7 separate regions of the Homo sapiens genome follow, and all the other regions are linked to region 5. Evidence: chromatin loops called from intact Hi-C (ENCODE). Cell type or tissue: heart right ventricle. All regions are shown on one strand. Region 1 has its middle 15 kb from the start of AGMO. Region 2 has its middle 200 kb from the start of LINC02587. Region 3 overlaps LOC105375167 (a long non-coding RNA gene). Region 4 holds the start of AGMO (alkylglycerol monooxygenase). Region 5 has its middle 140 kb from the start of CRPPA-AS1. Region 6 has its middle 150 kb from the start of LINC02587. Region 7 overlaps LOC105375167 (a long non-coding RNA gene).

Evidence for each region. Peaks named below come from ENCODE experiments on the same cell type or tissue, not always from the same donor. Only the 100,000 strongest peaks of a DNase experiment are listed, where the experiment ranks them.
Region 1: a loop joins it to region 5, with 6 times the contacts of the local background. A loop is called at or near these places in 9 of 110 quality-filtered maps.
Region 2: a loop joins it to region 5, with 2.6 times the contacts of the local background. A loop is called at or near these places in 3 of 110 quality-filtered maps.
Region 3: a loop joins it to region 5, with 5 times the contacts of the local background. A loop is called at or near these places in 11 of 110 quality-filtered maps.
Region 4: it touches region 5 in a loop (3-fold over the local background); 25 of 110 quality-filtered maps call a loop at or near these places.
Region 6: a loop joins it to region 5, with 5 times the contacts of the local background. A loop is called at or near these places in 20 of 110 quality-filtered maps.
Region 7: a loop joins it to region 5, with 3 times the contacts of the local background. A loop is called at or near these places in 14 of 110 quality-filtered maps.

The regions. Positions count from the first base shown.
Region 1 is chr7:15,575,168-15,579,167 of GRCh38, reverse strand. No RefSeq gene overlaps it. Among named protein-coding and RNA genes, the nearest start is that of AGMO, 15 kb to the right of the region's middle. In heart right ventricle, no CTCF peak of the experiment used is centred here; no DNase peak of the experiment used is centred here.
Region 2 is chr7:15,887,606-15,891,605 of GRCh38, reverse strand. No RefSeq gene overlaps it. Among named protein-coding and RNA genes, the nearest start is that of LINC02587, 200 kb to the right of the region's middle. In heart right ventricle, a CTCF peak has its summit at 1,883; a DNase peak (open chromatin) is centred at 1,889; H3K27ac peaks cover 401 bases.
Region 3 is chr7:15,764,026-15,768,025 of GRCh38, reverse strand. The region is part of intron 2 of LOC105375167 (a long non-coding RNA gene); the gene reads left to right. Among named protein-coding and RNA genes, the nearest start is that of LINC02587, 78 kb to the right of the region's middle. In heart right ventricle, no CTCF peak of the experiment used is centred here; a DNase peak (open chromatin) is centred at 2,052; H3K27ac peaks cover 3,070 bases.
Region 4 is chr7:15,560,387-15,564,386 of GRCh38, reverse strand. AGMO (alkylglycerol monooxygenase) reads left to right here and starts at 2,372. Exons shown (of 13, transcript NM_001004320.2): 1 at 2,372-2,667. The coding sequence starts at 2,542. In heart right ventricle, a CTCF peak has its summit at 2,260; a DNase peak (open chromatin) is centred at 2,346; H3K4me3 peaks cover 1,651 bases; H3K27ac peaks cover 2,318 bases.
Region 5 is chr7:16,064,890-16,068,889 of GRCh38, reverse strand. No RefSeq gene overlaps it. Among named protein-coding and RNA genes, the nearest start is that of CRPPA-AS1, 140 kb to the left of the region's middle. In heart right ventricle, no CTCF peak of the experiment used is centred here; a DNase peak (open chromatin) is centred at 1,655; H3K4me3 peaks cover 1,555 bases; H3K27ac peaks cover 4,000 bases.
Region 6 is chr7:15,837,134-15,841,133 of GRCh38, reverse strand. No RefSeq gene overlaps it. Among named protein-coding and RNA genes, the nearest start is that of LINC02587, 150 kb to the right of the region's middle. In heart right ventricle, no CTCF peak of the experiment used is centred here; DNase peaks (open chromatin) are centred at 1,283 and 1,563; H3K4me3 peaks cover 979 bases; H3K27ac peaks cover 3,782 bases.
Region 7 is chr7:15,752,799-15,756,798 of GRCh38, reverse strand. All of the region lies in intron 2 of LOC105375167 (a long non-coding RNA gene), which reads left to right. Among named protein-coding and RNA genes, the nearest start is that of LINC02587, 66 kb to the right of the region's middle. In heart right ventricle, no CTCF peak of the experiment used is centred here; no DNase peak of the experiment used is centred here.

The DNA.
Region 1 (4,000 bases), 490 kb after region 5:
CCTCAGCATTGCTTTCTTTAAGATGAAGATGAGTGTGTTTACTGCAATAAGTTTCTGTGTTTTCCTTTGATATCAATTAGCATAGGAATACCAGATGGTAGATGTATAGAGCGGTAATTAATATTATGACATATTCAAATTCTTACTTCAAATTTTAATACAGGTGGGCAGCCTGACTGTTAAGTGGAGGAGGAGAACAAAGTAGATATAAACTCACTCATGCCCACTCATCCCAGACTTGGGTCCCACTTCACCCTTATTTCAGGAAAATGGATTCTAAGAAACCTATGAAATTAAAATAACTTCATCTTCCCCCCTTATCACTCCCTACTATGGTGTCCTACTGTTATATTACATTTGGCCTAAAGCTGCTTCCTTACATATTTTAATTTTGGTTCTCCTTATGTACTAAACTGAAGCGTAACTGGATTTGTAAGTGGACGGTAACCTACACTTGTAAGAAATAGCCCAGTCTCAGCCAATCTCAGCAGCCATACTTGTCACTCACAGGCAGCCAACTGTTCAAACTGTGCTCCAATAAGGTGGTCGCCTCGTACGGTTGTTTCTGTACCTCCCTTCCGTTTTCTATATATCATTTTGTTTTTTCGGTCCAAAAATCCTCTTTAACCATGCAGCACTGCCTGAGTTGCTTAGAACCTATTCTGGTTCAGGGAACTTCCTGATTTGCAAATTATTCTTTCTTCAAGTAAACGCTGTTAAATTTAATTTTTCTGAAGTTTTTCTTTTAACACTAATAAGCTAGGGTTGTAACTGCCCTGGTAAAGGGAGAGGAACAGCGAAAATAGAGGGGCCTGGAGCATTAATCTCCTCCACACTACCACATTCTTTTTGCCATTTCCAGTTGTGAAAGAATGCCATGATTCTTGTGGCCTCCACCTCAGTCACATACAGATGGATATCAGCTCATACCAAGCCATTTCTTCCAGCAGCCTGAGCAGCAAGGAGGGAACAGTACCAAGAACTTCCTCAGTCGCCTCAGTGGGAAGCCTGGACAAATAGTTGCCCTTGAACCTCCAAACTCATCTCGTATTTCATATAATGATCCTGTAGTTGTGGCAACAGAGAAACATTGAACTAATGGACATATGTTTATTAATTCTGATCTCTTTGTCTTAACTTGCTGTGTGAGCAATATCTGAAAATGAAAACTAAATGTCTCCTCCTTTGCTACTTTTTCCATAATGTGGTTTAAAAACTTGTAATATTCAATTCTTTTTTTAATTGAAATTAATATATAATCATTATCAAAGTTGTCTAATAATTCATCTGTGTGTAAAGCAGAGGTTAGCAAAATAGGACCTTCAGGCCAAGTGCTGCTGCTGCCTGTTGAGCAAATAACCTTTTACTGGAACTCACTCCCACTCACCTGTTTACATGTTGTTTATGGTGGCTTTCTCACTGCAATGGAGTTGTGTAGTTGTGATAGTGACTAACTGGGTGGTTTGTAAAGTGTAAAATATTTACTACTTGGCCTTTTACAGAAAAAGTTTGAAAGTCCCCAATAATTGTTACACGACCGTTTTAATCCAGAGATAGCTAGTGTTAATGGCTTAATATATTGTCATTTTATTTATTTATATATTTATTTCAATTATTATTTATTTTTATTTTTTTGAAATGGAGACTCGCTCTTGTTGCCCAGGCTGGAGTGCAGTTACGCCATCTCAGCTCACTGCAACCTCCACCTCCTGGGTTCAAGTGATTCTTCTGCCTCAGCCTCCCAAGTCGTTGGATTACAGGTGCCCACCACCACACCAGGCATTTTTTTTTTTTTGTAATTTTAGTAGAGACGGGAGTGTCACCATGTTGTCCAGGCTGCTCTCGAACTCCCGACCTCGAGCGATCCACCCACCTTGGCCTCCCAAAGTGCTGGGATTACAGGCATGAGTCACCGCACCCACCCTGTCCTTTTATTTTATGTGTGACACTTCAATGCCTCATTACCTTACAGCCCAGCCTTAAATCGCAATATAGTAAGTCCTTCTGTTATTGTGTAAATATTTTAATGGTGTAACTGATGAATCTGATACTCTCAAGTAATATAATATTTTAGAACTATCCTGATTTATACTTTAAACTCCTTTCTCCTTTCTTTCTTGAGTCTTTCCTGACCACAACACAAACTTCTTTCTCTCTCCTGAATTATTTTGTACCTCCTGTAATTACCATTCATTTAGCAATATACATATCGTTTTGTCTTGTTATCAAAGTTTCCAACATAAGAAGTTTGGAAACGACACCTTCACTCCTTAATGAAAAATAAACATCCTCAAGGGAGCAATTTTTAAAAAAATTCTGATGCATTTTACTCAATTCAGCTGAGACTACACACTATCAAAGAAACTAGACTTTATTTTAATATGTAAAAAATTCAAGTGAAATACTGAACCAGTTATAACAAATTTAGAACACCAGATTTTTTGCTAAGACTAATTCAACTTATCTAGAGAGATTGACAAAAAATTGATTTAAATTTGCTGGAAATTTAAACAAAGCTGGCAAACATTTGTTATATTAAAAGAATGTTGGGTAATATAAGGAAAGGGACAAAATAAAATACTAGTACAAATCAGGAATTTATTGATAGATTAAAAATAAAGTTCAGCACTGCTGTGTAGCTGTGCAAGGCCCAGTTGGTGGTTGAAACTCCTAGGGAGCTGGAACTTTCCAGATATACTTTCTTTACTGTTGGGCTTAGAGGTCTCTGCCCTAATGTAGGCATGATCTAGGTTCATGCTCCATCCTCCAAGCTGTGAATGCACACGGTAACTGGACATTATGCTGCTGTAGAGATAAGTATGGATGTTGTAAATCATATCATAGCATGACAATAAAAACTACAAAGTTGAAAAATCCTAGGAATTTATATGCTTCAAATATTCTCATTTGTTTCATGAATATAAACTTATATACTAAACTCTTTGATTATTTTTGTTGTATTTATTTATTTATTTATTTTGAGACAGGATCTCACTCTTTACCCAGGCTACAGTGTAGTGGCATGATCACCAATCACAGTCCGCTGCATCTTTGACCTCCTCAGGCTCAGGTGATTCTCCCACCTCAGCCTCCCGAGTAGCTGGGACTACAAGCATGTGCCACCACACCTAGATAATTTTTGTATTTTTCTGAAGATAGGGTTTCACCATGTTGCCCAGGCTGGTCTCAAACTCCTATACTCAAGAGATCTGCCTGCCTCAGCCTCCCAAAGTGCTGGGACTACAGGTGTGAGCCACCGCACCCAGCCTTAAGCAATTTGATTAAAAAGGAGACATCTACCTGGCAGTATCAGAAGTAGAATCTTCAAAGACTTGGAGATAGAATAGATGTGAATGTGGAGAGAATGAGAGGAATACGGATGCGTCCAGGCTCTAGAAAAGTGGCGACGTTCACAGAAGTAGAGATATAGGAAAGATATACAGTTTTGTTGATGGTAGTGTGAAAAGGGAGGCAAGGATGAACAAAAATGAGCTCAATAACGATGTGTTAAATTCTAAATACGTGTATAGTATCCAACTGGAGATATCCAGAAGTCAGTTGGTATTCAAAGAAGACAACTCTAAGTGGGGCATTACTTACACTGATTCATGAAGAAATGAGAAGGATCCAGGAATGCTAAGAGGTCAAGAAAAGTATTCTAGGCAGAGGTAAACATGAGCTTGAAGGTGCTGAGGTACATGGGGATATTGACAGTAGGATCACAAAGAGTGAAGTGAAAGGGTGGGAGGCATATAGTGAGGTTATGGCTGGGGTAAGAGAAACAGGAGCCAGGTCATGTTATAGCCTCAAATGTAGGTACAGTGGGCATGGGGGTGTGCATCACTTTACTCCAAAGGCCATGGATGCCAGTGGAGAATCATAAGGTAGAGAAAGGGTCGATATGATTCAGATGCTAAAAAGATTTTTCTAGTGGCTATCTGGCAGTGGATTCAAAGTGTGTTGGAGAGAAAGCAGAGAGGCAGAAGAGAAGGTAGAGAGT
Region 2 (4,000 bases), 180 kb after region 5:
AGATATTTTTTCTTTGGTTTCCATCAGATTTTATTGCATTCACAGGGAAATATGAAATCACTAAGTTATCTTATCCATAGATTTACATAGAAATGAAATAGTGTTTGATACTTAATGGATATATTTCTTTCTATGTCTAAGAAGATTTTTTTTCTCCTGGAGAAAAATCAAGTACATTTAAAGCCAGTTGTAATGCACCCTTCAAAACCCCAGGTTTGGTGTTGGCTATAGACTGGAAATTAAATCACATCTCCCCTGTGTGTAGTGAGGTATGGTAATGACTCATTTATCAGGCATTGTTAAAGGACAAGGAGCACCATGGGAAAAAAAAAAAAAAAAAAGCTCAGATACTTGAATCCTATTCCTTGATGTGTAAATCAAAAATGAAAAGAAAATTATTTTTAATTCTTTAAAATATTACATGTTGCCTTCATAGGCAATGTGTCCTGAACATAATTTAATCAAGTTTTAAAACCGAGCTCAGCCACTTATTAGTTATATAACTTTGGCAAGTTAGTAAAATCCAGCTTAGCCATTTACTAGTTTTATAATTTTGGCAAATTAGTTAACCTCTGTTTTCTCATCTGTCAAGCAGAGATAATTATACCTATGTCACAGTTTGAATTAGCTAATCTATATAAAACACCTCATAAAATGCCTAACACATAGTAGACCTACCCAGCATAGCCTCCTGGCCAGGCCTGTGGACTCCACTGCCAGACTGTCTGGATTTGAATGTTGCCTATGCCACTCCCTAGCAAGTAAATGTAACAATCTTTTTACCCTAATCTCTCTGATCCTCAGTTTCCACATCTCTAAAATGGAGATGAAAATGGCCGGCGCAGTGGCTCACTCCTGTAATCCCTTTGGAGGATTACAGCACTTTGGGAGGCCAAGGCGGGTGGATCACCTGAGGTCAGGAGTTCGAGACCAGCCTGGCCAGTATGGTGAAACCCCATCTCTACTAAAAATACAAAAAAAAAAAAAAAAAAAAAAAAAAAAGCTAGCCAGGTGTGGTGGTGCATGCCTGCAATCCCAGCTACTTGGGAGGCTGAGACACGAGAATCACTTGAACCTGGGAGGTGGAGGTTACAGTGAGCCGAGATAGCGCCACTGTACTCCAGCCTGGGTAACAGAGCAAGACTCTGTCTCAAAAAAAGAAAAAAAAAAGAAAAGAAAATGACATGTAAGCATTAAATAACTCATGTAGAGCCCTTAGAGCAGTGACTACTGGATATAGTGTTTTATAAATTTAACCATTATGAATAAATGTTTTCTGAAGCATTTCTAATTCAACTGTATATAATTTTGGTAGGGGTGTGTGTGTGTGCCTGCTTGTGGGAGTATGTGTTCTTTTCCTCTTGTTATTTAGGTTTTGACTGTTTCACTAATATATTTCTACACGTTAGCCATAAAACATTATCTGAGATAGATCAACATCCATTTCTATGCTTTTGCAATCTGTTTGTTAGTTTTGTTGTTCCTTTTTTGTTTCCTTGTGAAAATATCACATTCATCTCAGCCAAGTGCTGGGGGAACACAAGGTGGCTGAGGAAATAAGAGGTTCGTTCAGGATCTGCCACTATTGCAACCATGGTGGCCCCGTACAAAATTCATGTCTCTAAGGCAAGTAGTGAAATGAAACTTCAGTAGCGAATAAAATGGGTGTGCCCACTCTACTATGCTCAGATTTACTTAAAGGAGTCTGTGCCTCTGGCCACATTTCTTCCAAAGAGCAAGGATTTGGGTGGGGCTGAAACAACACGCCCACCAAAGTCCACCTTTTGGCTCACCCTCCAGATGATCACACTGACATGTTCCTCACTAGACCCAAGGATGGCTCAGGGGAAGCTGCGTATGGAAATAGGAACAAAGCTCAGATGCCTTATCTGGACAGTCCACAAGGGTGTGCACTGGGTAACCTTCTGGTGGGTGGAGAGGAGCCAGACTGGGAATCTGGAGGTCAGAAGGCTTTGGCTTGGCCTCCTCACACATCTACACTCGGGTGTGAACTGTGAGTTTGCCCTCCTAGATCACTCTGCAGATAGATATATTAAGGTAAGAGGATAAAACCTGTTACATAAGAGTTTGCCAGCTCAAGTTAGAACTTTTAAATATTAGACTGTCATATGTTGATTTCCATTTATACTCCTTTTCCAGCCCTTGCAAGCAGTAGGAGTAGGCATGTATATGCATCTTTTCCCAAGTTGATTGCTTCTTTCAAGTTATTGATTTAAAACTTGGATACACAAGAGATGGTTTCATTATTGCTTAATGTTGAAGTTAATAATACTAAGAAGCACTGAAATATATGAGACAAGAATGACTTTAAGCCACAATGAGATGCTTTACACACCCAGTATAAAGGTTAAAGCTATATAGACCGACAACACCAGATGTGGATGGAGATATGGAGCTACTCATTTTTTAGTCAGAATGTAAAATGGTGCAACCGCTTTTGAAAATGTTTTGGCAATTTCTTATAGAATTGAACATGTACCTACCCAGTGACCCTACAATGCCACCCCAATACATTTAGCTAAAAAACAATTTAAGTTTACAAATACACTTTTCATAGTAGTTTAAAACTGCTGATCACCTAATTGTCAATTAACAGGAGAATGACTAAAACTTGGTATATGCATATCATGGAATACCACTATAGCAGTATCAAAAGGAATGACTTTCTGATGCAAATAGTATGGATGAATCATGACGTGTTGCTGAGTGAAAGAAGCCTTCCACAAACATACAGTACATTTCATATGATTCTACGTACACGGTTGTATTTACACAAATTTTGGAGTAGGCAAAACTATTCTATGATTAAAAAAAAATCAGAGCAGTGACTGCCTCTGGAGGATGGCAGTAGGAACTGATTGGAAAGAATGTGAGGAAACATCATGGCATGAAGATAATTGGTGTGCATGTGCTTGTATATAAGGTCACATTTGTTGGAGGTGGGGAAGCAGAAATCTAGCTGGGATTGCTTCCTCAATAGTAGGAAGAGGGCCATGACATGGCTCTGTCAATAGCAGAGATTCCCAAGGTGCGACGTTCCAGGGCAGTGGCGGAATGTCAGAGTAAAATGACCTGGTGCAACTAGAGAGCTCCTACAATATAAGCACCAGGCCTGTGAGCTATGGCAAGGATGCCAGGTTCTCCACTTTGCACAGGAGTAGCCTCTTTCAAGGGATGGGTTGGTCTTAAATAGTGAGTAAATTAGAAGAGACAAATATGAACTAAAGACCAGAAAGCACTCCCTGAATAGGCTTTTGTAAGACTCTGGGGTTTTCACAAGACTTGGAAAGGGCAAGCACTCAAACTGACTGAGATGGAATTTTATGCTGTTCTGGCAAGCGAAGTCTAAGCCAGAATAGAAAATTAAGTCATGTTCTGGGTCTTCTACTTTGAGTTTATATGTAAAAATTTAGCCCTACTTTAGAAGGATTAAGTTCATGTGTGTGGCCCAGAAGGCAAAAACCATGACAAATGCATAGAAGTTTTATAGAAGTTTGTGTCAGCTCAATACAAAGGATATTTCATGTGTTCATCAGCTAATTTACATGGTCTAGTCTACTTCAAATTGGATATTCTCTTTGCAGATTAATAAATGGTATTCCGAGACATTAATACAAACATAAAAACAGAATGGCCTGCTGTTGTGAATCTACCTAAATGAATTTCAGAAAGATTGGGTTCCTTTGGTTAGATATCTACAGCCTGCAGCACCCTGCTACCATTTGGTGTGTTACAATAAAAGCAACTCCCAGGCTGAATTCTGCCACACATGTATTTATTAGCAAGCACACACAAATCAGGCATTCGACCTTCATCAGCAAACCTGATGAAGTTTTTTTTTTTTTTTGCGTGGGGGGGCACTCTTACAATGAGCTTAAATGAAAGTACCATGTGGTAAATGGGACAATATTCCAGTAGCAGAATTATGTTAGTTTGCTAGTCAGCATGGGAGATTATAACCTGAAACGTAAGACACTAT
Region 3 (4,000 bases), 300 kb after region 5:
TTTGTATGACCCTTAGTAATGACTAAGACTTCCTATTATAATTTGTTTATAATCTCTGTTTTTTACAGAAATTGTCTTCTATATTAATTCATTTACTTATTCTAATTCTGTTGCCCCTTAATGGGATGTCTTATTATTCTTTTCCTAGGACAAAAAATAATAACTAGCTTTAGTTACAAGAAGCATCTTTAGTAAATATAACTTGACCAAATAAAACATTCAATGTAACTACCCTGCAGAGACTATATAAAAAGTTCTGGTAAAACAAAATATAAAAATAAAAATAACCTAAAATATACAAGTAAAACATACAGAGGCATTTAAAAGTAGTTTAAAATAATGTAAGTAGTAGTAACATAAGTAGTTTGAAAATGTATTGAAATATGCTCAAATTAATATCAACAGAAAGGCAAATAAAAAAGCAAGAAAATATTATGTGTTATCCATAATATTTTAAAAATTTGATTTGAAGGATAACATTGCATCTTATTACAGTTATTGGAAAATGGGGATCTCATATGGTTTCATTGAAATTGTAAATTGGTCATTTGTCATACACTACAAAATAAATATTTGTAGAACACATAAGAGAATAAAAAATATAGAGTCACTGTTTTCAAAAATTTTTGCTACTGGTAATATATATTGCAGAACTAGTGGCCTCGTTGTGTTATGTATTGTATAAATATTATACAACACGTGTGTCTTCATGAATCACTTCTGTAACTTGAACAACATGTTTAAATGAGTAGCTAATGATTACAATCTTATACCCAAATATGCACACTTTACCAACTGGACCAGTGAGTGTCTTAATTTTAGGAGGTGAGTGAAAAAAATTTTTAAGTATAAAACATTATTTTGCCATTGGAGATATTTTGTGTGTGTGTGTGTGTGTGTGTGTGCTGGTGAGAACTGGCAGCTTTTTAATATCAAATTTTCTGATAGATTTATATATTAACATATAATTTTACATTAAAAATAAAATAAAATATTTTCTTAATGAAAATTTCCCCTTGTGAAGATCAATTATAGATTTTAAGAAGAGGCCTAAATCTCATTCTTTATAAGAAGTATCTAATATTATCTGAATAGAGATTTAATTATATGAGCCCCTACCTTCTCTGTCTTTGTCTCTGTCTCTTTCTCTCTCTCTCTCTCAGATACATATTCTCTCTCTCTCTTTGTCTCTCTCTCTCTATCTCAGATACTTATTCTCTCTCTCTCTTTTTCTCAAATACATATTCTCTCTCTATCCCTCCTGTGAGATATAGAAAATGAAAAAGAACACTGAAGATTTCCCTATCGTTCTTCTAAATCAAATTTTTTTAACTCAACATGGCAGTGCACAGTTTGAAAGTTCCTTGAAAGCCTGCTGGACACATTCATTTCAGTCTCTTGAAGGTGATGTGCTTAACTTAAATAGTGTGGGAAGTTGTTCCATGATGATGCTAACAATATAGATTTATTAGTAAATTGTTTACTAATAGAGACAATATTTTGATCATAATTACAAATAAACACTTTGTGTTTCAAAAAATTCACAATTAGCTTATATAAATTAGAGGAAAGTAGAAAGGTCTAGCAAACATCTAATATTCAATTGGACATTTCCTTTGCTTCTTATTGGTGAAATAAAAGTAATCCAATGGATTAATAACATGCACATATTTAAGTAATAAAATGACATTGTTCTGAATATATGGTATCTTTACTAAGATGAAAGACATGATTATATCTTTTCAGTTATCTAAACAATTCATAACTGCTCAGTTTTGTTATTCAGAGTTGGCTTCATAGCTAAAATAATTTCTGAAATCTGCTTTCTGAGATTAGCAGTGCCCTCTCCTCTAATTTGAACAAAAAAATAATTGGAAAGGCACATGTATCAGCTTCCAGTTTATACAAGTTCATTTATTTGAAATCCCTTGAGCTCCTCCAATTAGAAAACAAGTTTTTGAGTTAATATCCTTCAATTGTTAGAAACTTGCGTCACTGCGAGAGCACAGTGAAACGTAAAGGTCCCAGCACGCTGGCAGTGGATTGTGAGGGGATGTGATTGTTCCACATTTAGACTGGAAAGGGTTAGGAACTCTGCTTCCTAATGTGCTTAATGAATGAAAGGAAAATTGGACCCCTGAGCTAGAGTCAATGACCTAAGAGAGTGAAAAATGTTCACAGGTTAACAAGGGCAACTGTTCTTTGCCATAATTCCCAGCGGAGGTGAATGACAAAGGGGCCAATGAACCTCTGTCTTGATATTATCTATTAATCAGTTTTATTCCAAGGAAAAATAACTTAGCATAGTTCTGGAAGACTCCAGTGTTGAACATCTTAAACTCTATGTTTGTTCCCTTTTGCTACTGATTCATTCTTTTGGTTAATATATTTTGTTTTAACAATTCATTTTGATATGTTTTATTTAAATGTACTAAGATATTTAGTGTATCATCTAATCAAATTTAAAATTTTAAGGATCTAATACACCTTAATGTAATAGACAAAGTCAGAACTGCTCACTTTATGTTCACATGGTAACAGATTCATTGGAATCTAATTAGTGCAAGTGACTATGGAGATTCTTTTTTTCCTTAAAGTGGGGATTATTTCAAATTTTTGTTTAAAAATATTTGTTTCTTTTGTGAAGGGAATTTTTATAGCCATACCCAAGCCACCACCCTGGTCATGTTCACAGATAGAAAACCCCTGATTGGCTCTTGATGAGTCATTCCTGGTGAGGAATCTTATCTAACACCTGCTTTATCTTCAATATCCTTTTCAAATTCTTGTAGTAAAACAATAACCAAGAAGGAAAAAAAAAATTGGGACGACTCCAGTTTTGAAACACCTGCCTTAGAGATAAAGATTGTAATTTTAGGCATTTGTAATGCCTTTACTTTTGGGCTGGAATTTGTTCTGCAAGCTGTGAGCATCCGCCAATTTTTTTGAACACGTGCTTGGCCTGGGCCTTACTTCAGTCTAGTAAATTACAAAATGACAAGATCATCTCTGTTACCATGGAAAAATCTGTGTATCAAAAAAATCTCTGAATCTCTGGCTTCATAGTAAATGCATTTTATGAGTTGAAGAAACATTACAGCATCAGCCCTAATGAATCAGTCAATAATCTTTTATGACTTAATTCCAGCCTGATACTGATAATCTGTAATTTAAAGTTAAAGAGGATATCCCAGGTTTATGTGACCACTGTGAACGAAAAAGGTCATTTAAAAAAAAATTGCAGACAGGAACTACACAGCTGGAAACCAGAAGCACTAGTTTTACTTGGGCTATTAAGAAAATTCACAGTTAACTGAATAAAAAATATTTATTTTACCTCATTTATTTTTCCATCAGTATTTAGACTTCTCCCACATTGGAGAGGTTATTGGAAGGGCACAAATTTGTTTTAAGATCATGAGTTAATTTGCTATGTAAACATAACTAATTACCAAGAGCATATATAATTTATGCTGTTACATTAATTAGTTATATTGTTTTTTTTTAATTTAGTTTTATCCTCATGTGTAAATGTTCTGCCACTAGACAGTCCTTGCCTGAGACTCACTCCAGCTGAACTCCAGGCACCCAGAAACTGCCTGGAAGAAAACTGTAGAAAGGGTATCTAAGCAAAATTAACCAGCTTCAGAGAGCTTGCCTTGCAAAACCAAATTGACTAAGTGATGGCAAATGTCATAGTACTAAAACAAAGTATTAAAAAAAAATCCTAAAAAGCCTCACAAGTTCCTTTTTGTGTGTTGCCTTCTGGGAATGTGCTGGCAGGAGTTTGATAAGATGGAATGATAGAGAAAAGCAAAGGAATCATCACGGGTCAGAAGAAAGAATGAAAGAAGTTGTGATTAAAACTATGATGAGGGCTGGGCGTGGTGGCTCAAGCCTGTAATCCCAGCACTTGGGAGGCCGAGGAGGGAAGATCATGAGGTCAGGAGTTCAAGACCAGCCTGGCCAATATGGTGAAACCCTGTCTCTACATGAAAAG
Region 4 (4,000 bases), 500 kb after region 5:
ATGTAACAACTTTTTTCTTGTATAAAATTGCTTCTGCTTTAAAAAGTTAGAAATAATTTTGTTTTGCTCATTGAAATGCACACACACACTTTTGCAGCCAGTAAAAACAACGAAGAAAAGGCTGTACCTGTATAATCATATACTAAAAAAGAAATGTTCCTGGTAAGTTATTGACTCCAAGAAGGAACTTGCTGTATCTTATGTTTGATAAGGTCCATTGCAAAATCGAACCATTATGTGTATATAGAAACGTATTTGTATAGTAATAATGATAATAACTATCCCTTTTAGGAAAAAACAGATATGGCAAAAAAAAAAAAAAAAAAAAACCCCACCAAGAGGATATGTTATCCCTATGAAGTGAAGTGCAAGGTGTGCATATATTGAGAAGAAAGGATGCTGCCACTTTTGACTTTATATACAGCTATATTGTTTGTATTTTTTTCTCTTGTATCACATTGTTAATTTCCAAAATTGTTTTGAAAGCAGGTAATAAAACAGTATGCCTACTATGATCATTTTTATTAAATTTTTTTTTGTTTTTGTGACAGAGTCTTGCTCTGTCCCCCAGCCTGGAGTGCAATGGCAAAATCTCCACTCTCTGCAACCTCCACCTCTTGGGTTCAAGCAATTCTCCTGCCTCAGCCTCCCGAATAGCTGGGACTACAGGTGCCCATCACCACACCCAGCTAATTTTTGTATTTTTAGTAGACACGGGGTTTTGCCATGTTGGCCAGGCTGATCTCAAACACCTGACCTCAGGTGATCAGCCCGTCTCGGCCTCCCAAAGTACTGGCTGGGATTACAGGTGTGAGCCACCACGCCCAGACACCTTTATTAAAAATTAATGTCCATATGTACTTATTGGTAATGGGAATGGTCTGAAAGGACAGTCAATTCTGCTATAACATGTGCTTTGAGATTAAATTTGTTCCAATGTGATTAATATACCAGAAAATAATTTGAGCATACTGCCTATGCTCATGTGTGATTTTATTTTCAGTGAAAAAGAGTAGTTGAACTTTAAAAAACTGAACTGAAAAACAGAAAGGCTTAGGATGCACAAAATACACCCACCACTTATAGTAACACCCTCACTTCACCTGTGTGTTGTGAGCCTTGACACCCATATGTCATATTGCAACTTTCTGTCTGATTTCAGATAACCCACATTTCAACAAGCTAAAGTAACTTGCAGTTTGCAAATCTTCCAATGCCTAATTTCCAAAACAAGTTTCAGGTCTTTTTCAAGGTAAAGCATCATATTTATTTTAGTATTTATGTATATCTTAACCATGTAACGTGTGAAAGTGTGCTACCATTTTTATTAGGCTCTCATCCTTTTTTTCTTGTTCCTTGTGGGTCATTATGAAGTTTTTGAGTATTTTACCCTAATCACATTTTTTCTCACAAGTCCCGTGGTTTTTATTGCACAATTTTGTACAGTATAGTGATTTTTAGGAATGGATATATCACATTATAGCAAAACTGACCATACATGTACCAAAATGTTAATAGCGTTTTGGGCAGCTTATTATTGCTTATCTATAGTTTCTATATTTTTCTAAAACAATCGTGCATTGATACTTTAATTAGATCTATGTAAACATCTTTAAATGATGAAATGGCAGCTAAAGGATGATTACAGCTGTTTTGGGTAAAGAGCTGAGGCTATTCTGGCAAGCTCCACATATTCACTGGTAATGTAATAAATTAAGTGCCTTCTAATCTACTTAAAAGGTACAATCACTTAAGCTCTTTCTGTAAAACAGAAACAGGTCTCACAGCAACATCTTGGCACCTTCTTTAATCAGAAAGTTCCCATAAGTACTAAGAAGAATAGAGAAGATGTGACTAGCCAATTTTCCATTAAATAATGTAGATTATGTAATAAGCCAAATGCCCCTAAACTGGTTGCAAACATTCAGAAGTGGTAATAACATGATTCAGATACAGAAATATAGATAGGCAATAAGGAGCCAGATATTCAGTGCTTACTGACTTTCAAGCTATTATTAAGTAGCTCGCCTATACACAGTCTCTGTAGGAAATAAAGAAACTACAAGCTTGAACACATTGTAAATTTCTAAATGAGGAGAAAAAAAGGTTTTTCTATGTGACTTGATGCTTGAATTTCTATCCAGTTTTTCAGAGTGAACATATACCTGCGTTATCACTTTTTTCTTTCCGAGACACTATTATGATGTTTTTTCTCTTCTTTTTTAAGTAGTAACTTGCTCCACCTACAGTCAAACTGCACTGTATGACTTTGATTTGGGTATGAGTCCTCTTTTCCCTCCCCCACATGCCCTGTTTCTGGCCCAGCGCCCACTGAACTCTGTACTTGTTCTTGATCCTTGTATTTTCCTGTCTCTCTACACAGAATCGGCTGTTGAGTGTGCTCTCAGTGGAGCTTTGGTTTTAGCTGTTCTCTGACAAAGAGCTTGTTCTGAGCTGCACATCTCGTCCTCTTTGTTCAGCCTCAGGCTTCAAGCATTGAATCCTAAATATTCTCCAGCTGGGAATCAGACAAGGGCAGAAATGAAGAACCCAGAAGCCCAGCAGGATGTTTCAGTTTCCCAGGGATTTCGCATGTTGTTTTACACGATGAAACCCAGTGAAACTTCATTCCAAACATTAGAAGAGGTGCCTGATTATGTAAAAAAGGTGAGACTTTATTGGAAGAGGCTACTCTTATTCTTGCTGCTTTCTTAATAAATGGTAAGGTCAATCTCCTTAGGGTTTTGTTCACTTTCATTATTCAAATGATTACATTCTAATAATAATAATTCAGTTTCTTAAAGGCGTGAAGCAAAAGTAGAATTTCCACTTGAATTTTCTTACAATCCATAGCCATCTTCACCTGTAAATTCCCTCTTTTATATGTCACTCCAGAATATGACAAAAACAAAAGTTTAAAGTTTTCCTGGACTCCATGGCATTGTAAATGTAGCTATTGGAAGCTCAATGACAAATAGTTACACCACATCAGTAAACTTTGTAACAATTTCATTTTTAAATCTTTCACTTGTCCACCCCTTCCAGGGAAACTATTTCCTCTTTCATTTGGTAGAGTAGTTCAGCAGAATGAAGGATATGCAGCTTGACCAGGTCCAGCTCTGACTTCCTAAGTTTGAATTTGACCCAAGTTTTCTTTGAAACTCTGAAGTGCTCAGAGGCACATTTCACTTCTGGTTCCTGGCTATGATTGGAAGTGGAAATATCCAGAATTAGAACTTGAATACTGAAGTTCCCCACCCTATCAAAGTTATTCCTACAACACTCACTAGTTCATGGCAGAAATAGAAAAAAAATGACATCATAGAATATGTTATTGAGAGTTCAGTTTAGAAAGCTTCAAAACTCATGATTAGCTTCCAAATGAGTAAAATCCGTATCTTTTTCAAGATTAGATATTACACTTTCTTTCTGAGTTTTTAAGTTAAAAAAAGTGGCACTGATATCTTCATAAATTATTATTGTTTATACTGCAATATCAAACCAAATTCAATGCTCCATCACCAATAGTGGAGCTTTCAAAACATCTCTTATTATGTGAAACAAAAATCAAAACCAAATGAATAAAATCTGAATCATGTTTTAAGCAAACATGTAAAATTACCATATTCTCTAAAATTCTAAGCAGAAAATTGTCTCTACTCTTTGAATTTCATCATTAGAAATAGTTCTGGTAAGTCTAATATGAAAAATTAGAATTATGTGCATCTTTAAGGAAAGCCTCTTGAAGTGGGTCTAAATTATACATGTAGAGACAATAGACCTCTAATTATCTACCTTATTCTAAATGTATTTTTTAAACTAATTTGGAAGATGTTCCTCTTAATCTTATAATATTATAATTATCGTGGTTATATCTATGATTACATTTCATATTCAAATTGGATGATAGAATTTGAGCACATGTTTAGTGTATGTCTAAAATAATTAGACTTCTTTACCACTGTGTAGGAAGTAATCCTCTAAAATGAGTGTCTACCAT
Region 5 (4,000 bases):
ATGGTGTTCTTGTGTTTTTGGGGACATTGAAGTGTCGTTTTCTAGAAATAAATGGTTCATTTGCAATGAACACTTTCTAAATTGTCTTGTGATGAGAATTTTTTTTTTTCTGTCAAGTTGACGTTTGTTGGACTAGGGCAGAAAAGATGCAATGCAAATGTTCTTCAAATACAGAGATGGGAAGTAGTGTCCAGCAACACTCTTGTGGCAGCGAATGATGGTGTATTTTGGAGACAACTACAGTTGAGAGTTACTTGTGTTCTGCATCCATCTGGGGCATTGTTCAAGGTGGTTACACTTCTGGAAATATGAGAGGTACATGACTGTATTACAGCTTTCTTACAACGTGACCTCAAAGTAAAGGCACAAGGATAGCCCAGGTAGCTAGCTCTCTGAACCTTCATCCAGACTATATGAAGAGATGTTCCAATGGCTAGGAGCTGGACCTGAGACTGGGTAAAACTGTCCAACAGGCAAGGCTTAGAGCCAGGGGGAACTAAAGCCTGCATCCTGAGTGAGTGATAAAAACCAACAGCTAAAACTTACGTAGCACTTATTATGTATCTGTCACAGTTGTAAGCACTTTAAACATAATTGTTGAGTCTTCACAACAAAGGTATGGGGTTATGAATGAGGAAAATGAGCAATGGAAAAGTTATTTGCTGAAGATCATCCTATTATTTAATAGTAAACAGTTGAACTGGGATCAAAATTCAGACAGATTGCTAATGTCTATGTTCTTACCCAATATCGCCTCTGAAGAAGATTGGGGAGGGGCTGAAATAATACCACCTGCTTAATGTCTTAGGCTCTAATGGACTTGCAGAGACATTGTGGAATTAAATCCAAGGATCTGCAGGAAAGGCTGTTAGGCTGTGGGTAATAGGGTCAGAAAAAAGGAGTTGGTAGAAATTCCTCGAGGTGCCACTCTGTGGAGGGAGGAGCTCTGAGAGCCCTCCAGTCTATTTATATATTACCACGGTTTCAATCCACGGCGTTACTGGAGCCATAGAGTGGATTTTGGAATAATAAGGGCACCAGTGTGAAGGCAGCCAAATCAGGATTCTCGAAACGTGATACTCTTTGTTTTGGTGAGGTTGGCACCCCTCTCTGCTTCTCCTTTCTGGATGAATAAAAACCCCAAACATCATGAGCCGGATGTTTGAATGTTTTTAAACCTTGTAATTTTGTAAATTGTCTGTTCCTGGCCCCTTCCCCACCCTCCCACCCCAGCTGAATGTCACGATGTTCTTCCTTTCTGTTGACTTTCGAATGAAGAAACTGTGGTTTGAGTTTGTTTTCTCAGCAAGGTGATGGCAAAAGGATACTTATGGTGTTGAAGAATTTTAATTTTCCCTCAGACAACTAGGATGTATAGTATATTTTAAATCCTACTCTCCAGGATATCTGCCTTCTGCCCAGATAATAAAATTGATCAGATGTTTTGAGGTTAAATAAACTGTTGTAATAATCTGGCAGCTGCCTGCTGGTTGTGGTTTTCAAAAGCAATTACTCACTCTGGAGTCAACTTTGAACTCTACATTTTAATTGAAAAAGCTAATTGTAGGGTATTGCTCCTGATTTAGCATTTGATTTGGCAGATTAGGAAGTAAAAAGACATGTGGAGGGGAGGGGAGGGGAGAGGAAGAGAAAGTAAGCAGGGGTGTTGCTGAGCTCAAATTCCTGTTTACTTGTGAGTGTTTTCACACAGGGTACATTGTATGCTAACCGGAGAGAATGCAGTTGGACTAAAAATCTCTGAGGCATTCATCTGAGGCTTGTCTGCAAAATCCTTATTTTTGGCTTATTTGCTCACTCTCTCTCACCCACACATAGAGAGAGACATGCTACATATGTTAGTGTCTTAACTGTAATTCAAATCTGAAAAGAATTTTTAAGAATATTATCAGACCATCTCTGATGAGAAGCTTATTTCCTAAAATGTTGGAGATGCGAATGGACAGAGATGGCTACTCACTTTCCCTAAAACGCATCTAACGATTTTACTAAAATTCAGCACAATATAGGAATTGTTCATTTGGATGCGCAAAAGAACAAATCAAGCCTCTATTGGAATCATTAAGATTCTGAATAATTAGAAAAAAAGAGACAGCTACACTCATATTTTCCATCCAGGTCAATTAGTAGCATCCTTAAAATAGCCAGAAAATAGCTGTGAGTGCCAAGCTGAGAAGAGTGAGAATTTGCATTTCTGCAGTTTTTTTTTTCCTCATCGAAAAGCAAACTCAGTACTGTTAGGTTGACCTAGCACAGATGATATTGTGCATTTTAGAGATACACATTCTTTAAATTTAAAAAAGGCATATGTGTATGTATGTGACTGCTTCAGACTTTCTGCTCTGAGATCGATTGACAAACTCCTAGGAATTTCCTGTGAATGTGATAAAATGTTGACAGTCCAAATTAGAGCTGAAGTGAACAGCATAGATACAGGAATACATTAATTTTATAAGATGTTTTCAAATACTAGTTATGTGTCATTTGGAAACTCAGATTAATTTTAGACCTTTTATGGAATGCAGATTTGGCTCATCACAGTTCTGTTAATATTTTATTGACTTCATAAATATACTTTAATCCCTATACATCAGCTTTCTGATCTGTAAGAAGATAAATATTCTTCCCACATGTTTTGCACCCAGAGCTCCTCTGTTGAAATAATAAGCAGTGTTGTAATACATGAATTTGAGCATGGCTTCAGAATCTAATGTTCTCTTTATCAACAAAGAGTGGCTGAGATTTATTTGGTGTTTTAGTATCACCAAATTTGAAGATATTACAGTTAATGAAAAAAAGAAACATCTGTGTTGATATTATAAGAATTATTCTGAAATATGAATATCCCTGGAAATGTCAGCTGCCTACTACATAATTTCCAAGAGTCATTTTTGTGATCTTAATATTCAGAAGTCCTCAACTAAAAATGACTCATAAAAAGAAAGAAAGAGACCTTACAGATATGAAGACTCTGATTGAAAACATTTACTTCATTCAGAATACATTTTTCACCTATTTACTTACATATTATTTACCCATAGATCTCTACTTTTGGCAAAGTTCATCAGTTTAGAATGCAGGGGCAAAATGACTTCCGTGGTGAGATTTTAAAACTTTTTTTCCTGTGGGAGGAAAAAAGGTTGAAGAAAAAGTTAAGCTTTTTAGATAATATTATTAGTGGCAGAAATCAGAGACAATGGATTAATGTTTTAGTCATGGGAAATCTTCAGATCTGAAGAAAGGAAAAATAGTTACATAATGGTTTTTAAAAGTGCTATGAAATTGTCGAGGTAGATAGAATTTTCCCTTTTGATGGTCTTAAAATAGAAAGAAGACATGTTTAAAATGACAATTCTAGAGTCTGAATGTCAAGAACCAAACCAAACCAAAAACCTTTTATCATGATGGTATAATAGACATTTCAGAATGCTGGCTCTGGAAAAGCAAGGTGGGGTTGCATCTCCGGTATATTGCTTACTTTTGACCTTGAACAAATTACAAAATCCTGATAAATCTCAGTTTCTTCATCTGTAAAATACCAGGGTAATAACACCTATCTTTTTTGGTTATGGTTAAGATTAAATGAGTTGCTATTAACTGATACAAGATGAAACTACCAATGTATACTAACTGCTATTTTATTACACAGTATCTTTGTTTTTATAAGTAATGATAACCAAGTTTCCTCCAAATTGTCACAAAGGAATTATAGAAATCAAAATGCAAAGTCACGTTTGACATAAAAAATGAAGCTAATTTTCAGGAAACTTAAGAACCACAATCATATAAATTTCAAATTGATATTTAGGTATATGGATAGAATTTTCTTTAGTTGTCTGCACTTCTAGAGAAAGAAAAGTGAAGGATGAGAAGAAGCCAGAGTTTAAGGAATTCTTGCACCTCGTTAACATACACCATTATGATCAAATTATTAGAAATGAAAAAATACAAGCAAGGATAACCTCTTGAGGTATTTTCCCAT
Region 6 (4,000 bases), 230 kb after region 5:
CCACATCCCCATGCACCTGGGAACAATCCATTTATTTTCTAAAACTTTAAAACTTTCTACAAACCTGATTTTTCAATTTTTGATATGTTTCTTAAAGTATTTTATCAAGATTTTTTATTTATTTCCAAATACTGGCTTGGATTTTTTTCTCATCTGAACACTGAGAAATTCCAGGAAAAAAAACTATATTTGGTACTTCGTGTCTTCAAATTTTGATGCAATGACTTTATAAATTAGCCTATACTGATAGTGTAAAACTGAGTTAAAAAAGGAAAAAACTTAGGCCCGTGTGGAATATTTACCAATGCTTACTTTAAGGTATAAAAATGTGAGTAAATGAAAGTAGAAAAACTGGGCTGAAATGTATCCACCACTCTTTTGGTAATACAGTAGTAGGTATTCATTATGATTTATTTTCCCTTGAAGCATATTTTGTCTTTAAGTTATTTCGGTGTGTAAGAACAGAGTACATTCACATTTGTGCTTTTTTTTCCAATAAAACTATTGCTGCATTGTTCGTTCTAATATTTATCTCTGCATTGAATTGCTTCTTGAATTTTTCTTTTTTATTTTTAAGTTTCATATTCTACATGAGAATGTGTTTACTTCTCTACTGTGCTGCTGGGAAGTTAAATGTAACAGTAAAACTTTATTGAAAAGTAGAAAATAGGAAATTTTTCGAAATTGAAATTCTATGTCTTTGTTCTTTTTGGAGAAAAGATTTTTTTACCTATGTGCTTTGGGGATTTGACATTAGTCATTTGGTTGACCCTAGGAAAGGATGTGAACTGAATCCTCTTGAATGAGATCATTTTTGTTGTTAAATTTTTTGGTATTCTTTGTGTAAAATTGATCTAAAAGATTCTATCTATTCTGATTGTTTTTCCCTCTATAAGGAAGTATATATATTTTTTAATGTTATCAATCCCTGTACCTATTTGTTAACATTTCCTTAAATGTGTTTTCTCCAGATGTTGGAAGTAAAAAAAACAAGTGCTTGTTATTTTTTCCATTGTCACTCTTTACTACTTTCCATAGGCAGCATATTGTGCAAGCCAAGAACTGGAGGAAATAACAGACGTGTGAGCCCCAAAATTATAGGCACAAAAATAACTTTCATAAAATAGGTTTTAAATGACACCACTTTCCAAAAAGCCAGCTCTAATTGAGTCAAGCCTAGAAAGCAGTTAACTTAAGGGAACATCAGACACACGTCCACTGATCCCAGAAAGCGTTCCACGGTGTGACATTAGCGGGGATGATGACATTCCCAGCTTGCTGCCAGCACATTCCAGAAGGCAGGCCCGGCATTTTGGTACCAGTTGGGCCAGTTCTCAATAGTACTGTTCTGATATCGTTGAGATGATAGTTTGTTTATACAAGCAACTTCCGAGACTCCCAACTACATTGCTCACCCGCAAGAGATAATAGTGGGGAAAAAAAAGATAGAACGCAGAAATAAGAGGGAAAACTCCTCTGGTTTTTTCTTTGAATGCAGACAGAATCCTCACCCGGGTTTACGGACTGGAGCAGCGCGGGTTCCTGCTGTTCATAGAATGTTACAGATGGCTGCCTGGGCAGGAAGCCCTCCCCCTTCCTTAACGGGGCTCTGGGGAATGCAAGGGGCCTGGAACCAGCCCTCTCCTTCCCTTCCAAACCTCTTCTCCAAACCCCTACTGAGTAAAAAAAAGAGAGAGAGAGAAAAGAAAAAAAAAATACGCATGTCCCTGGAAACATTTCTGCCAGTCTGTTTTTAGTGGAATCTTGAATTAACCTCTTCACTCCCGATTAGAGTAGCGATTTATAACTTTGCCGACATCTCTTTAATGTCCTGAATCAATTTCACCAGCTCATTGAAGTACCGTACCATTTGGGTTGAATTATAATAGTGCTTTTGAGTTATGCAACAATTTCAAGTGAGAGAAAGCAGGTTTGAATTCGAAAATAATTAAAATTATTTTAGCACATCAAATATAGTATTAATAGTGTTCTCTCCATTTTTTTAAAAAAATCACATTTTGAATATTTTGTTTTTCTCATAGTTTTTCCCCTGGTGGTATAAATTTTATAAATACCTCGCAATTGTGAGGGAAAGAAAATGGCAGAGGTGCTGATCCAGGACCCTGCAAACTTGAGTTGCTCAATTAACCCACCTGGAAAGGAAAACCTCTGAATTTCTTATGTGAGCCATATTGATAATTTTCTTTTTAAAAGCCACTTTTGTTTTGAAAATCTGTTACTTGCAGTCAGAAGCATCTGAACTGAAATAATACCTTTAGAGGAAGTGGGATGACTTTTATTTCCTAGGAATAAAAATGGAATGTCTTTACTTATATTCCAAGTAAGGGATTTTGTGATATGTATTTAGTTCATGCAGGTTTCCAAATCATAAAACTTCTTGGGAGGCATATTAAACCCCATGAAATCTAGATTCTAGAATTAAGTATTATTTCTTTGATAACCAGTCTTCCTCCATGCATTCTTAAATTTCAGTTTATCTGACTCTGATAGCTAACTTCAGGTGACTCTCAGCTTGCCAGTTTCAGAATCAGTGGTAGGGCCTGTAGTCATACCCCACAATTTGATCAACCACATCATAAAACACTCAATAGAAATATTGGCCAACACATTCAAGTGAGAGCCCAGGCCAAAAGCCAAAGTTTCCATCTCTAGATTTAATTGTCATTGACTCTAAATATGTATTTGAGGAAAAAGAAGGCCTATTGGGCAAATTAGAGCCTGTCGACATCAGCTCACTAGCTATATCACAATCATTTTCACATCAGGTGTATCAAATTCAGCCAAATCGAAGGGTCCAGAAAAAGGAGGCATGCTGTTTACACAGCACCTTTTGTCTCCCAGACTACAGGCTTCTTTTGCTATAGTACAACTGATTCCAGTTTGCATGGAGACAATGCTATTTGAAAATATATATATTTGAGGAATCTGAACAACTGATGTCATGTAGTTTATTGCTAAGTTGTTGAAGCCCAGGGGTTTTAAAAAGTTGCATTGATTTCCTAAGCACAGATAAAAATTTCATAGATATCCTCAGTAAAAAACAAAAAAGCAAAATAAGTTCTCTGTGTGTGTGTGTGTGTGTGTGTGAGTGTGAATGATTTCATCTATTATGGTTTTTACTGAACAGCTGAATAGAAAGAATCATAATAAAGATACATGAAAGTGGAAAAAGAACCTCTGTTGCATAAGTGTAATAGATAAAACATGAAGTGTGCTTCAGGGAAAACAATCAAATCACACTGGAAATGCCTTAAGTGTCTACATGTGTAATGATTCAGCAAGGCCCAATGTGCTAATGACAGGCCATTGCCACATGCCACAATGCTGCAAAGCAAAGCCATTCCTTTACGTTGCCCTTATCCAAGTCCATTAAGAAATAATGGTTCTAAGATGAAAGTCTTGTTAGGGTTTCAATGAAAATGTTTGGCACACCACGATAAAAAGTCAACAATCTGCTTTTAACGAGAGACACTGGAGAAATGTTGGTTAACATACCACTGAAAATATTAATTCTCCTTAATGGCAGGATGCAACGTAGCTTTTTATAGTTTTTGATCCATGTCATAAATTTGGCTATGACAAAGGGGATATTCCGTCTTTAACTCTCTGGCAAGAACATTAGCTATTTTCCAGCCCTAAAAAGTTTGGTCCTTAGTGTTCTTTGTAATGCACCAAAGGGCCAGATTTCTATCTTCAGAAGGACAGGCTGTGTTTGGGTATATGTACATACATTCACCTGTATTTGTGAGTGTGTAGTCAATGTGTGTGGGTTGATTGTGAGTAGTTTTCTTTGAACTTTTAGAGAAAGAAAAATATTACAAATCCCAAGTCCCAGATTGTAGCATCATTGTCAGAATTCCAAAAATTGCAAAGCTGAATGAATGAGGAAGATAACAGCCTTACAAAACACAATGACTTGGTTACTAAATGCCCCTTTCCACTGGATGTTGTTAGAAAAAGTATATTTTATCCTATTTTG
Region 7 (4,000 bases), 310 kb after region 5:
GTATATTTATAACAGCTTCTTTAAAGTTCTTGCCTAGTAAGTCTCATGTTTATGGTTTCCTCAGGGACACTTTCTATAGGCTGCTTTTTTTTTTTCCTATGTGAAGACAATAATTTCCTGCTTTGTTGCATGTCTCATTTTCTTTTATGTTATTAATTGAGTATCGTAGATAATATAATGTGAGCTCTCTTAAAACCAACTCCTACCCCTGTCCCTGGTTTGTTTTTGTTGCTATTTATTTATTGGCTTTCCTGAACTAATTCTGTAAAGCCTGTATTCTTTGTCATATGTGGCCACTGAAGTCTCTGCTAAGTTAGTGCACTAGTCAGCTCATGGTTGGACAGGGATTTCATTAAATGCATGAAACAAATGAATCTCTCAGCCTTTGCCAAGGGTGTGTGTGTGTGTGTGTGTGTGTGTTGGGACATGCTCTTAATGTCTTGACAGGCATTTTATAACTCTGCCTAAGTCTTTATTTCCTGATTTGTAAAGCCTCAAAATAAGAAGTGAGAGGATAAGGCCTCTAAGGTCTTTTCTGGGCATGCACGTAGCCCTGCACATGGACATGGCCTTCTAGATTCCCAGGAATATGTTGGAACTTTCAAAGCCCCCATGGACATTTCATTCCAAATTTCTTCTAAGTATTTTCATCAGCCTTTGGTAACCCAACTGGTATGACAAGCTCAGGCCAATACAATATTAAACATTTGTCACCGATTGTTTCCAACAGACAACTTGGCAATAAAACTGTTCACACATAGCAATCTTTTAGTCATCTCGAGTAAACACAAGCCCTAAGATCAAAGCTCTTCTAGGAGGCTGCCAGACTAGTCAAATAGTGGCAATTTTTAGTGGTACAGGTTATTTGGGGTGCTTCCAACCATTTCTGTTATCTACATTGGCTGGTAGACTGCTGGTTTTCACAGGTACCATGGTTACAAGGGTATTGGTTTTTAAGGCTACCACAGAGTTGGAGAAAGAGGGATGACGATAGGCTAAAATGTCAGAGTTCTTTGTTCTTAATGAGATTCAGCCATTTTCCTTAAATAAGTTCCCCTAGTGGTATTGTTGTAAGCCTTTGGTTAATTTCCAGAATTCTGTAAAAGTTTATTTTGATTGTCTTTGTTGTAATTTGTTTTATGAAATAAAGAATTTTTAGAACACCATTTCAGAAGTGCTCCATTTCAGAAGCACCATTTAGAGCACCATTTCAGAAGCACCATTTCAGAAGCACCATTTCAGAAGTGCTTCTCTTGCCTTTGTTTTTCATATTAGATATGGTCACCAATCATCTAGAGTTAATTAAATATTTTAGATTCTATCTTTGCTGAAGATCTGAAACAATAAGATGAATAAACTTTTAGAAATGTAAACTTTATTGAGGTTGCATTTATTACTTTAGCTCTCCATAGTTCCAGATTAATTTTTTCTGAATATGAATCAAAGATCTTATGGTATTCATTTTATGGCTTAGCACTGCTTGCCAAACATGCCACACTCACTCACACCATCTAGTTTTTGCATACTGCGTTCATTGGTTTGGCAGCTCCACTGACGAGTTCCTTCTAGTCATTTTTTTCAAGTCATAACTCATGCCAAACCTCAAGTCCTCTTTTACTGCATCCTTTTTATACTCTCAGAGAATTAATGTTTTTTCTTCTTCTTATTCTTCTTCTTTTTTTTTTTTTTGGAGACAGAGTCTTGCTCTGTCTCCTAGGCTGGAGTTCAGTGGCACAATATCGGCTCACTGCAACCTCTGCCACCCAGGTTCTAAGCGATTCTCCTCCCTCAGCCTTCAGAGTAGCTGGGATTACAGGCGCACACCTCCACGTCCAGCAAATTTTGTATTTTTAGTAGAGATGGGTTTTTACCATGTTGGCCAGGCTGGTCTCGAACTCCTGACCTCAGGTGATCCACCCGCCTTGGCCTCCCAATCTGCTGGGATTACAGCCACCACACCCAGCCTTTTCATATGTCCATTGCACCGTGTGCATTGTTCTTCAAAATGCTTTTTACATAGTACCTGTTTCTCATTTGTGTCCGCAACAACTGTAGGATTGAGATTACAGAATTTTAATTTTGTAAATCCTGCTCTTAGAACAATAGACTATATACTGTGAACTGCTTGTTCATATACTATACTGCTTGTTTATATACTATGAGCTGCTTGTGTATTTGCTAAATCATTGAGAAGTGACAGTCATTGACAAGAAAGTTTGTAGGGAGGTAAAGGATAATAAGGAGGATCATGGTGCTGGCCATCTTTAAGGAGAGAAGAACACAGTTTGGGTAACTTTCCTTTATCCCCTTTCCAGTGAATGACAAAATATTTTGTTCCTTTTTCTTCCTTGTTGAGGAAAGTCCCTTTTAGCTTAGTAATGCTCTCTGCACTAAGAGTTAATAGTTCAGAACTAAAAAGAAAAGACTTGGCATAGGCAGGGATGGGAGGAGAATTATGCAGCCAAAATATTTCTCTTCATTTTTTCCTCCAACTCTGGGAAGGAAGAAAACATAAAACTGAATATTATATTAAACATTAAGCAAGGCAAATATTCTTACTCTGTGATTAAAGAATAATGATGCTACTGTGGTGATGTCAGGTATAATAAAATAAAGTATAAGTAAATTTTAAGAAGGAATTTTGTTTGTACGATGTTATACTGGTTGACATGTTGTATCTTTTCCATTTGTAGTTTCCCTAACTTTCTGATTTGTTGCCAACAAAAATTGGTGTTGGTTAAGATGAATAAAAACTTAAGCATGGGAAGAAGTTGATGGATAGCTTTATGTGGTGTGCATGGAAAAATCCTCTTCAGGAAAGAATCCAAATTACTAACTGGAAAAGGGTGGGAAGAATAACTCATGTCAGTAAAGAAAAATTTATGAAAAATCAAAAGGTCAGAACTTTGGATATTTGTAAGTTAAGGTGTATTTTGACTTGTCCTGGAAAGATTCAACAACAACAATTGAACTGTAGTATTTCCAATAAAATCACTTAGCTTAAGTAATATCCCATTTCATTACCTTGCTTGCCATGAGGATAAGTGAAATAGACCAGTGCAACTAGCAGGCCAAACTACACAATATTTTAGGGAGATCTTGAATCATGAAAATATAAGCTACATTGCATCCATGTTTCTTTTTATGAACCACTGTTGTAATCAACAACTAGTTCTTCAAAGCAACCAAAACTACACTCAAAGTCTGTTTTATCTTCTATACTTAGTAAAGTAGTATATTTTCTCTTACCAAAAGAAAAATATAGTGGCTCACGCCTGTAATCCCAGCACTTTGGGAGGCCGAGATGGGCGGATCACGAGGTCAGGAGATCGACACCATCCTGGCTAACACGGTGAAACCCCGTCTCTACTAAAAATACAAAAAAAAAAAAAAAAAAAAAAAAAAATTAGCCAGGCGTGGTGGCAGGCACCTGTAATCCCAGCTACTCGGGAGGCTGAGGCAGGAGAGTGGCATGAACTCAGGAGGCGGAGCTTGCAGTGAGCCGAGATCGCGCCACTGCACTCCAACCGGGGCGACAGAGTAAGACTCCGTTTAAAAAAAAAAAAAAAGAAAAATGTATGTGCTTCATTATCAATATTATTGATTAGTTTAAAATCCAGAATTAGAAAATACAGATAGTGAAAACTATCTTCTGTCACATTTCATTTAAAATACTACTAATTGATTTTAAAATAACATTAAAACAAATATGCTAATTTGGGCAAGTTTTTATCTATCAGTTATTCCTATTCAGGAAAACAAATGTGCTAAAAACATTGATCTAACACATATTAAATTCCCTTTTTCCTTATATCTATGTGTTTTCAATTTGTGAGTTTCATACATATTGATAAATACAAGTGTTTAACAACGAAAATGTGATAAGCCCACAACACAGAAATAATTCAAGGTAGCTTTTGTGGAAAAATATACTTTTATTATTTTTTCATTTATAAATTAACATACAAAAATGATGTTATACAAACTTTTACATCTTTTC